Regions from separate parts of the Homo sapiens genome. Here all the other regions are linked to region 2. The links are chromatin contacts, found by Hi-C or POLR2A ChIA-PET in ENCODE. All regions are on one chromosome and are shown on one strand. The core of a region is the stretch at or near the end of the contact, and the rest is flanking DNA. Distances in the headings are between cores, read along the strand shown. Region 1 holds the start of RALY (RALY heterogeneous nuclear ribonucleoprotein). Region 2 holds the start of MAPRE1 (microtubule associated protein RP/EB family member 1). Region 3 holds the start of BCL2L1 (BCL2 like 1).

Region 1 (2,700 bases), core at 201-2,700, 1.2 Mb after region 2:
AATGAACAGACAAATAAATGACAGAACAAGAAGACAAACTAGAGAACATCTTGAGACAAGGTGTTCAGGGAAGAGTTCTTTTGAGAAGGTGATATTAAAGCGAGTTTGGGGAAGAACGTCCCAGGCCTTGCGCTCAGGGTCGTCAACTCTTTGATTTCTCTTCCTTTTGAAGCAGGGCAGGGAGGTCATCAAACAACAGAAGGACAATTATAACTGCTGGTATGGCAAAGCCAGGACTCTGAATTCAAACTCTGCTCCATTCTCAGGAATCCCGTCTGTTAAGCAGGTTCTGGGGAAGCGATGTGAGTCATGAAATCACAGGTCGGAGGAGGCATCGAGAATATGGTCAGTTCTCAACTTTCAGGGAAATCCATAGCTGAGGAATGAAGGACAACGGGCTTCTCGTGCTCTCACTAGGAAGACTGGTTCACCGGAGGCTGGAACACTGAAAGTGAGAAATCCCGACAGGAGAAATGTGTAGGAGAGAGGACTAGCACCTGGATCAAGTTATAAAACATCTCCTGCATCTTTTTCGGAGATCACCCTTAGCGCGGCCTCTCCGCCCAGTCCCAGATTAGGCAGCGAAGAGCGACCCTCACCTTGTCTAGGTGGCACGTTCCTTAAAAGCGAAAGGACCAGGAGTTTCTTCCTGCCTCGTCTCTTCCGGATCCCTCCTGCACCGCCCACAGCCTGCAGATTTGAGCGCCATCTCCAGGCCCCGCCCACCTCAAGCACCACCCCTCAGTCCTTCCTTGGGGCACGCCTCCTTCCGGCACCCGCCCAGAGTAGCCACCCCCGGGGCCCCTCCTCCCCTCCCTGCTTCCGGGCCCGCCTCCTTCAGGCCCGCTTCCATCTTCCTCCCACTCTAAGCTTCTCTTCAGCCCCGCCTCCCTCCACCCGTGGCTCCGCCCTCTGGGCGATTCTCCATTTAGCCCCGCCCACAGCATCTCCTTTCAAGCGCTGTCCTGGTTCCCGGCTCTCCATCTCCTGCACGGCCTTCCCCACTGGTCCGGCGACCCTCTTCCCAGGGCCTCATCACCATCTTAGCTCCGCCCCTACTTCGGCTCCAAACCTGTGCAAGCTGCCCTCTTCCCGCCCCAGCCCCGCCTCCCCAAGCCGCGTCTCAGTCCCTCCTCCCTTTCAGGCCCCACCCTGGCCCCGCCTTCCTCCCGTCCCCGCCGAAGCTCTGGACCTTTCCAAAGCCAGGCTGAGAGGGTGGGGAGAGCCCATGCGCCTGGGAAGCCGGGCTGTTTCTGGGCGGGGCTGCAGACTCCTCGTGCTCGTGTCACCGTGTCCTTCCCAGGAGACAGAGAAGGAGGAGAGCCCGGAACCAGGGCCGGAGCGGCGGGCGGAGCCGAGCTGCGGGGAGCCGCTCCGGGTGCCCCCACCCCCGCGCGCCTCAGTGGTGCCGGCCGAGGGCAGGGCTCGCGGTTGCGGGGCTCGCGCCGCTGTCAGTGCGGCGGGGCGCGCGAGCGGCGCCAGCTCGGGGCAGCGGAACCCAGAGAAGCTGAGGGGGCGGTAGCGGCGGCGACGGCGACGACGACGACTCCCGCGCGTGTGCCCAGCCTCTTCCCGCCGCAGCCGCCCTTTTCCTCCCTCCCTTACGTCCCCGAGTGCGGCAGTACCGCCTCCTTCCCAGCCGCGCGGCTTCCTCCAGACCTCTCGGCGCGGGTGAGTGGGGACTGCGGGCGTCTCCTTAGGGGTGCGGGGAGGGTGTGTGCTTTGTGCCTTTCCGTTCACTCACTTCTTCCGGCAGGCCGCTGCCTATTTTTAGAAACTTATTTCTGCCCTTCGGGGAGTCCCGGGAGCCCGAGTAACTCTAGGCCCCCTCCGCCGCTCCTTTCTCCCACTCGGACCCGCCGCCCCGGGTCCCCGGCCCCAGCCCTCCGCGCCCGGTCCTGCTCCCGGCGTTCCCTGTCTGCTCTCTCCGCGGGCCAAGTCTGGGCCAGTAGTTGGCTGGGTGGGCCCGCGCCCGCTCGGAAGTTGGAGTCTTTTGTGCTCGTGCCCCGCCCCGCCCGGCGAGGGGCGGAGGGAGGGGAACGGAGGCTGCTCCGGGGAGGCCGCAGGCGGGCCCGGCCGCGGCTGCTTCCGGCTCTCCTAACCCGGACTGGGTCTACGGGCTCCCGGAGGCGCGCAGAGCTTGTCCTGCCTCGGCTCCCGCCTCTTCTGGGCTCTTTGCACGCCTTGGGCTCGGAGAGAAACAACAACGGGCCCTCGAACTGGGGCCGTATCCGCGTTTCACTCAGCCTCCTTGGCGGCCGAGTCTTAGTTTGCCTCTCGGTGACATGGGGGGAAAGAAGGAAACTCGCTTTGCGGGGTGTTCGTGGATTCAGGGAGGGAACTAATATGTGAAAGAAGTGTTTAACACCGACAGGGAACATTTAATGAGACTTCACCCAGGAACTTCCCAAGCCTTATTTCATTTAATGTTCACAACGGCCTTCTGGTTTATCCTCATTTACAAAAGCAGAAATTAAGGCGCAGAGGGGTCAAGTAATTTTCTCCAAGTCACAGTAGCCACAGAAGTGCAAAGGAGTGGTGCCAGTACCTATTATTTATTAATATTTCCTGGTGTGAGCATGTATCATCTCTTAGTGCAGAGGGTATTTTTACCTAGCCTTGGGTCACACCATTTAATTAGGGGCATAACTCTGGGTTTTCCCTGACTTCTGGGCCGTTGTCCACTATACTGTGGATGAA
Region 2 (2,700 bases), core at 38-2,537:
ATGTTGGACAGGCTGGTTTCCAACTCCTGACCTCAGGTAATTCATCCGCCTTGGCCTCCCAAAGTGTTGGGATTACAGGTGTGAGCCACCACGCCCAGCCCAGTTCCTCCTTCAGCCAAGGCTCTCTTGAGAATGTAAGGGCCAGGTGTGGTGGCTCACGCCTGTAATCCCAGCACTTTGGGAGGCCGATGCGGGTGGATCTCTCGAGCCCAGGAGACCAGCCCAGCCTGGGCAACATGGCAAGACCCCATCTCTTAAAAAAAAAAAAAAAAAAAAGAGGGAGTGGGCAAGAGAGAATGTATGTACAGCCATTGGGAAACAACCCGGAACAGGACTCAGGAGGTCCTTGCTCCTGTGGACTTTACAGGAGACAGACAGTAAAGGCACAAGATGCCTTCTTATGGTACTAAGAAGAAAATATGCCGCATGATATTGCAGATGGGGGGGCGGGGGCGTCACAGAACGTGACTTTTTTTTTTTTTTTTTGAGACAGAGTCTTGCTCTGTCGCCCAGACTGGAGTGCAGTGGTGCAGTCTCGCCTCACTGCCACCTCCGTCTCCTGGGTTCAAGTGATTCTCCTGCCTCAGCTTCCCAAGTAGCTGGAATTACAGGCGCCCACCACCACGCCAGGCTAATTTTTGTATTTTTAGTAGAGATGGGGTTTCACTATGTTGGCCAGGCTGGTCTCAAACTCCTGACCTCAGGTGATCCTCCCACCTGGGCCTCCCAAAGTGCTGGGATTAAAGGCGTGAGCCACTGCACCCGGCCCAGAAAGTTGACTTCTAAGCGTTTCCCCAAAGTGTCTATTAGGTATCTTTATGATTCAATAACCCATTCTTACAGAAATTAATTGTAAGCCTGGGAGCGGTGGCTCACGCCTGTTATCCCAGCGCTTTGGGAGGCTAAGGCGGGAGGATCGCTTGAGGCCAAGAGTTCGAGACCACCCTGGGCAACACAGCGAGACCTCCATACATCTCTAAGCAAAAAAAAAAAAAAATTCATTGTAAAAGCAATTTTCTTTTTGGTTACTGCCATAGGGATTTTGTAACTGAGTCACACCGGGCCGAGGCGGGACCTCATTGGCTGCGACCGACCACGTGCCGCAGTCGCCCCGGCGGTCGGGGCCCCGCCCCTCGGCTACCGTTCTGTGGATCAGGGGCCGAGCTCCGCCCCCGGCGCGCGGCTGAGACCCTCTCTATAAAAGGAGCCGGCGGAGGATGGCGAGCCTTTACGTCGGCGCGTAACGAGGGGGTGCGTGTGAGGTCATCGCGCGGGCGGGCGGGCGGGGTCTGGCGGTTTGAACGAGACGAAGACGGAACCGGAGCCGGTTGCGGGCAGTGGACGCGGTTCTGCCGAGAGCCGGTGAGCCGGCTAGCGGGCCCGGGGGGTGCGGCTGGGGGGGCGGCCGCGTGGGCCAAGGCCGGGCGTGCGCGGGCAGGCCCTACGGGCAGCGCCAGGGCCGTTCCACACGGCGGTGCTGTTCGAGCCGGGTGGGGGAAGGGCGGGGCCGTCACCCGGCGCGCGCGGGCTGGGCCTGGGGGCGCGCGCTGCGCTCTGCTCAGGGGGCGGGGTCTCGGGCCGGAAGTGGGCTGCTGCTACGCGGGGTGGGGGTTTCTGGGCCGCCGCTGAGGTGTGGTCCCTGCGCTGCAGCGACTGGAGGTCCCAGGGTGGTTGGGCCCTGGGAGGGTGTGGGCGAGGTGGGCCGTCCTGGGAGCTCTGGGGACGCACATTGTGGGAGGCCGTGTTGCCTGAGGGCCGAGAGATCGGGTGGTGGAGTCAGACCTGGGTTGGGTTCCGTGCGGTGTGACCTTGGACAGGTGCTTTAACCGCTGTGGATCTCAGCTTCCTCATCTGTAAAACGGGGACAGTAATACTACCCACATTAAACTCTTAGCGCGATGTATGGCAGAAAGTAAGCCAGCTCTTGGACTCCCTCCTTTCTTCAGTGTGTGTTTATTGAATGCCCACTAGGTGTTGGGCACCGTGCTAAACCCTGGCTGTTTTCCCGGGAACAAAGATTTGCTCTCCAGGAATCCACATTATGATGAGCAGGAGGACAGTATAACGGGATGGTATCAACAGTGCTAGTTCAGTCCCTACTTCACAGTTGCCCTCGGATGCTGCAGGGCAGAGCTTGACCTCTGCCCCATTTTGGGGATGAGGATCCTGGGGCCCATTGAGGGAGGTTATGCTAGGCCGGGCATCCGCTTCTCCGATGGCATGTCTCTAACAGTAGTAATGATAATAGCAGCTCTTTGTTAGTTGGGCACTTGTTTTGTGTCAAGCACTGTTAAGTGCTCCATGTGGCTTTGTGTCTTTTAATACTAACACTGTCTTTAAGAGAGATTCTCTTCTTCCTTTTTTTTTTTTTTTTGAGACAGAGTTTTATTCTGTTGCCCAGGCGTGCAGTGGCACCATCGCTCACTGCAACCTCCGCCTCCCGGGTTCAAGCGATTCTCGTGCCTCAGCCTCCCGAGTAGTCGGGATTACAGGCGCGCGCCACCAAGCCCGGCTAATTGTTGTATTTTTTAGTAGAGACGAGGTTTCGCCATGTTGGCCAGGCTGTTGTCGAACTCCTGACCTCAAGTGATCTGTCCGCCTCGGCCTCCAAAGTGTTGGGATTACAGGTGTGAGCCACCGCGCCTGGCAAGAGAGATTACTTTCATTTTACAAATAAGGGGTCTGAGACTCTGAGAGGCG
Region 3 (2,700 bases), core at 123-2,622, 1.1 Mb before region 2:
GTTAACCTCTTGTGGTGAAATGAGGCCAGTCAGGTTTCCTCAACTATCAACGTCTCCAACAATCACCCAACACAACAGAAAGAGATACAGAAGAAGGGCTGTTGGGGATCTCTGACCAGAGGCCAAAGAAAAGGGACACACAAGGGGCTTGGTTCTTACCCAGCCGCCGTTCTCCTGGATCCAAGGCTCTAGGTGGTCATTCAGGTAAGTGGCCATCCAAGCTGCGATCCGACTCACCAATACCTGCATCTCCTTGTCTACGCTTTCCACGCACAGTGCCCCGCCGAAGGAGAAAAAGGCCACAATGCGACCCCAGTTTACCCCATCCCGGAAGAGTTCATTCACTACCTGTTCAAAGCTCTGATATGCTGTCCCTGGGGTGATGTGGAGCTGGGATGTCAGGTCACTGAATGCCCGCCGGTACCGCAGTTCAAACTCGTCGCCTGCCTCCCTCAGCGCTTGCTTTACTGCTGCCATGGGGATCACCTCCCGGGCATCCAAACTGCTGCTGTGGCCAGTGGCTCCATTCACCGCGGGGCTGTCTGCCAGGTGCCAGGATGGGTTGCCATTGATGGCACTGGGGGTCTCCATCTCCGATTCAGTCCCTTCTGGGGCCTCAGTCCTGTTCTCTTCCACATCACTAAACTGACTCCAGCTGTATCCTTTCTGGGAAAGCTTGTAGGAGAGAAAGTCAACCACCAGCTCCCGGTTGCTCTGAGACATTTTTATAATAGGGATGGGCTCAACCAGTCCATTGTCCAAAACACCTGCTCACTCACTGAGTCTCGTCTCTGGTTAGTGATTCTCTTCTAAGATCCAAAGCCAAGATAAGATTCTGAAGGGAGAGAAAGAGCTTCAGGAAAAAAAAATAATTAATATGCATGCCATTTACCCTAAAAATTCCATTCCCCCTCCAGGTACCAGAACTGGTTTCTTTGTGGGTCTTACGAAGGTCTGGGTCTAGGTTCCAAGATACTTCACTTAAGTCAAATCGAAAGCACCAGTGGACTCTGAATCTCCCACCAGCCTTTTCTACCCCCGTCTTCTCCGAAATGCCTTCCTCGGAAAGTCACTCCCTGGGCAGTCCCCCCCGCCCCACTCCCGCTCCCCCGCACCACCTACATTCAAATCCGCCTTAGGCAAAGGCAGGCAGGTGCAGCCCCCGGAAGATCTTTTGTATCACAGGTCGGGAGAGGAGGTGGCTGCGGGGATGCCGGTAACTCAGCCGGCCTCGCGGTGGCTGGCAAAAAAACCAGCTCCGGCCGGAGGGATCATGCGACCCGGCAGGCTGGGAGCCCAGAAGGCGACACAGGAATTGCGAAGCTCAGGAACCAGCCCCCTCGCTTGCTTCCTCCTCCATCGCCCGGATCGAGGGCGGCCGCTCCGCAGCCGCGGCCTCCTGCCACCCGGGAGCCCAGCCCCCTCTCTCTTGCACGCCCCTTGGCTCTCCGCCTCCTACTGGGAGCCAGGAGTACTCTCCCGGAGGTGGCTGGTATGGATTTAGTTGGTTTTTGTTTTTCTTTTTTCTATTTAAGCACCAGCCCAGGGTGAGGTGGAGGCGTCCGAAACCCTAAAGGGACTTCTCAATGGGGTTCAAGGTTTCAGTGAGGGACGCAGGGAGGGGGAAACTGCCTCAGATCTGCAATCTGACTTTGGGAAGGCCACCCCCAGGCCTGTCTGTGATGTTGAAGGCCGGAGACCCCCAACAAATGCCGCTGGTTTGCTCTGAATTCCCCAAAGGCCCAGAACGTGGCAGTTGGGGATTGCCGGGTCCTCCATTCCCCGCCCGGACACAATGGCCGCCGGCGCCCTGCACAAAGACTGGGTGAGGGTGAGGCGCTGGGCCTCTCCTCAGGTCAGGAAGAGGGGTCGAGGCCTGCTCGACGGCCCCACAGCTGAGACCACGTTTTCCTGGGGACAGGCCCAAAGTGGCTTTCTGGCGCCCCCGGGAGGGCTCCGGGGCCGGGGGCTGCACCTCTCCGGAGCCCAGGGTGGGCCGGCTGCGGCCTAGCGGCTTCTCGAGCTCACTAGGCCGGGTACCCGCCGAGCCACCGCCCCGTTGCTAGGCAACCGCCCTCCCCCGGGGGCGCCCCCTAGACCTTCCTGAGAGGAGGGGCCTCGCCCCCGGCGGTCCGCCCCAGCGCAGCCAATCAGCGAGCCCAGCCGGCACGGAAGCGGGACGGCGAAGGCTCCTATTGGGCGCAACGGCTGTCACGCACAGGGGAGGCGGCGCTCTCACCTGCGAGCCCCGCGAGCCGTGGGGGGCCACATCCCCCTTCATCGGCCCGGTAGCTTCCAGACGCAAGAGCTCTTCGCGGCCGAGTTCCGCGCCGCGGACCCGGGCCGGCCTACCTGGCTGCCGGCCTACCTGGCTGACTGCTCGCGCCGTCTCTCCCGAACAAGCCGGCCTCAGTTTCCCCTGAAGAGACAGGGGAACTTGCAAGCTCAGTCACTTCCGGTGCCGCGGCAACGCGCGCGAGCCCGAGACGCAAAGGGAGTGCGCGCCTTGAGTGACTGGCATCAGGACCGGGGAGAGATCGCCCCCTCGCGGTAGATCTGGGGAATCGGGAGGCGCAAAAAATCAACATTTATAATCACATTTCCATTTATTCATTCAGTCAGTCAGTCAGTCACTCATCAGTCAATCAGCCTATTTCATCCGTCCGTCAGTTTATATATAGAAGAAGCATCGCCTTGTGG

The links. Hi-C counts contacts between places; a loop is a spot of excess contacts on that map. ChIA-PET counts read pairs that join two places held with the same protein, here RNA polymerase II (POLR2A). Pooled maps may share reads with other maps.
Region 1: a loop to region 2 is called in a map of CD8-positive, alpha-beta T cell, with 15 times the contacts of the local background. The contact joins the promoter of RALY here to the promoter of MAPRE1 in region 2. A Hi-C loop is called at or near these places in 2 of 168 maps with a recorded cell type or tissue (CD4-positive, alpha-beta T cell and CD8-positive, alpha-beta T cell), 3 of 37 single-sample maps with no recorded cell type and 12 of 50 pooled maps.
Region 3: a loop to region 2 is called in a pooled map, with 12 times the contacts of the local background. The contact joins the promoter of BCL2L1 here to the promoter of MAPRE1 in region 2. A Hi-C loop is called at or near these places in 1 of 168 maps with a recorded cell type or tissue (HepG2) and 6 of 50 pooled maps. POLR2A ChIA-PET finds 5 or more read pairs at or near these places in 2 of 52 experiments (Caco-2 and Panc1).

Annotation. Positions count from the first base shown.
Region 1 is chr20:33,992,461-33,995,160 of GRCh38, forward strand. RALY (RALY heterogeneous nuclear ribonucleoprotein) reads left to right here and starts at 1,451. Exons shown (of 10, transcript NM_016732.3): 1 at 1,451-1,671. It overlaps RALY-AS1 (RALY antisense RNA 1), which reads right to left and starts at 1,907. Exons shown (of 2, transcript NR_109886.1): 1 at 1,745-1,907; 2 at 28-445. RefSeq lists enhancers at 352-431, 368-894 and silencers at 672-921, 1,092-1,201, 1,382-1,511, 1,572-1,621, 1,842-2,171.
Region 2 is chr20:32,818,667-32,821,366 of GRCh38, forward strand. MAPRE1 (microtubule associated protein RP/EB family member 1) reads left to right here and starts at 1,288. Exons shown (of 7, transcript NM_012325.3): 1 at 1,288-1,362. RefSeq lists a silencer at 1,005-1,594 and enhancers at 1,667-2,336, 2,337-2,700.
Region 3 is chr20:31,721,496-31,724,195 of GRCh38, forward strand. BCL2L1 (BCL2 like 1) reads right to left here and starts at 1,373. Exons shown (of 3, transcript NM_138578.3): 1 at 1,123-1,373; 2 at 160-853. The coding sequence starts at 723. RefSeq lists enhancers at 992-1,747, 1,682-1,741, 1,748-2,502, 2,272-2,471 and silencers at 1,112-1,231, 1,282-1,391, 1,291-1,585, 1,792-2,241.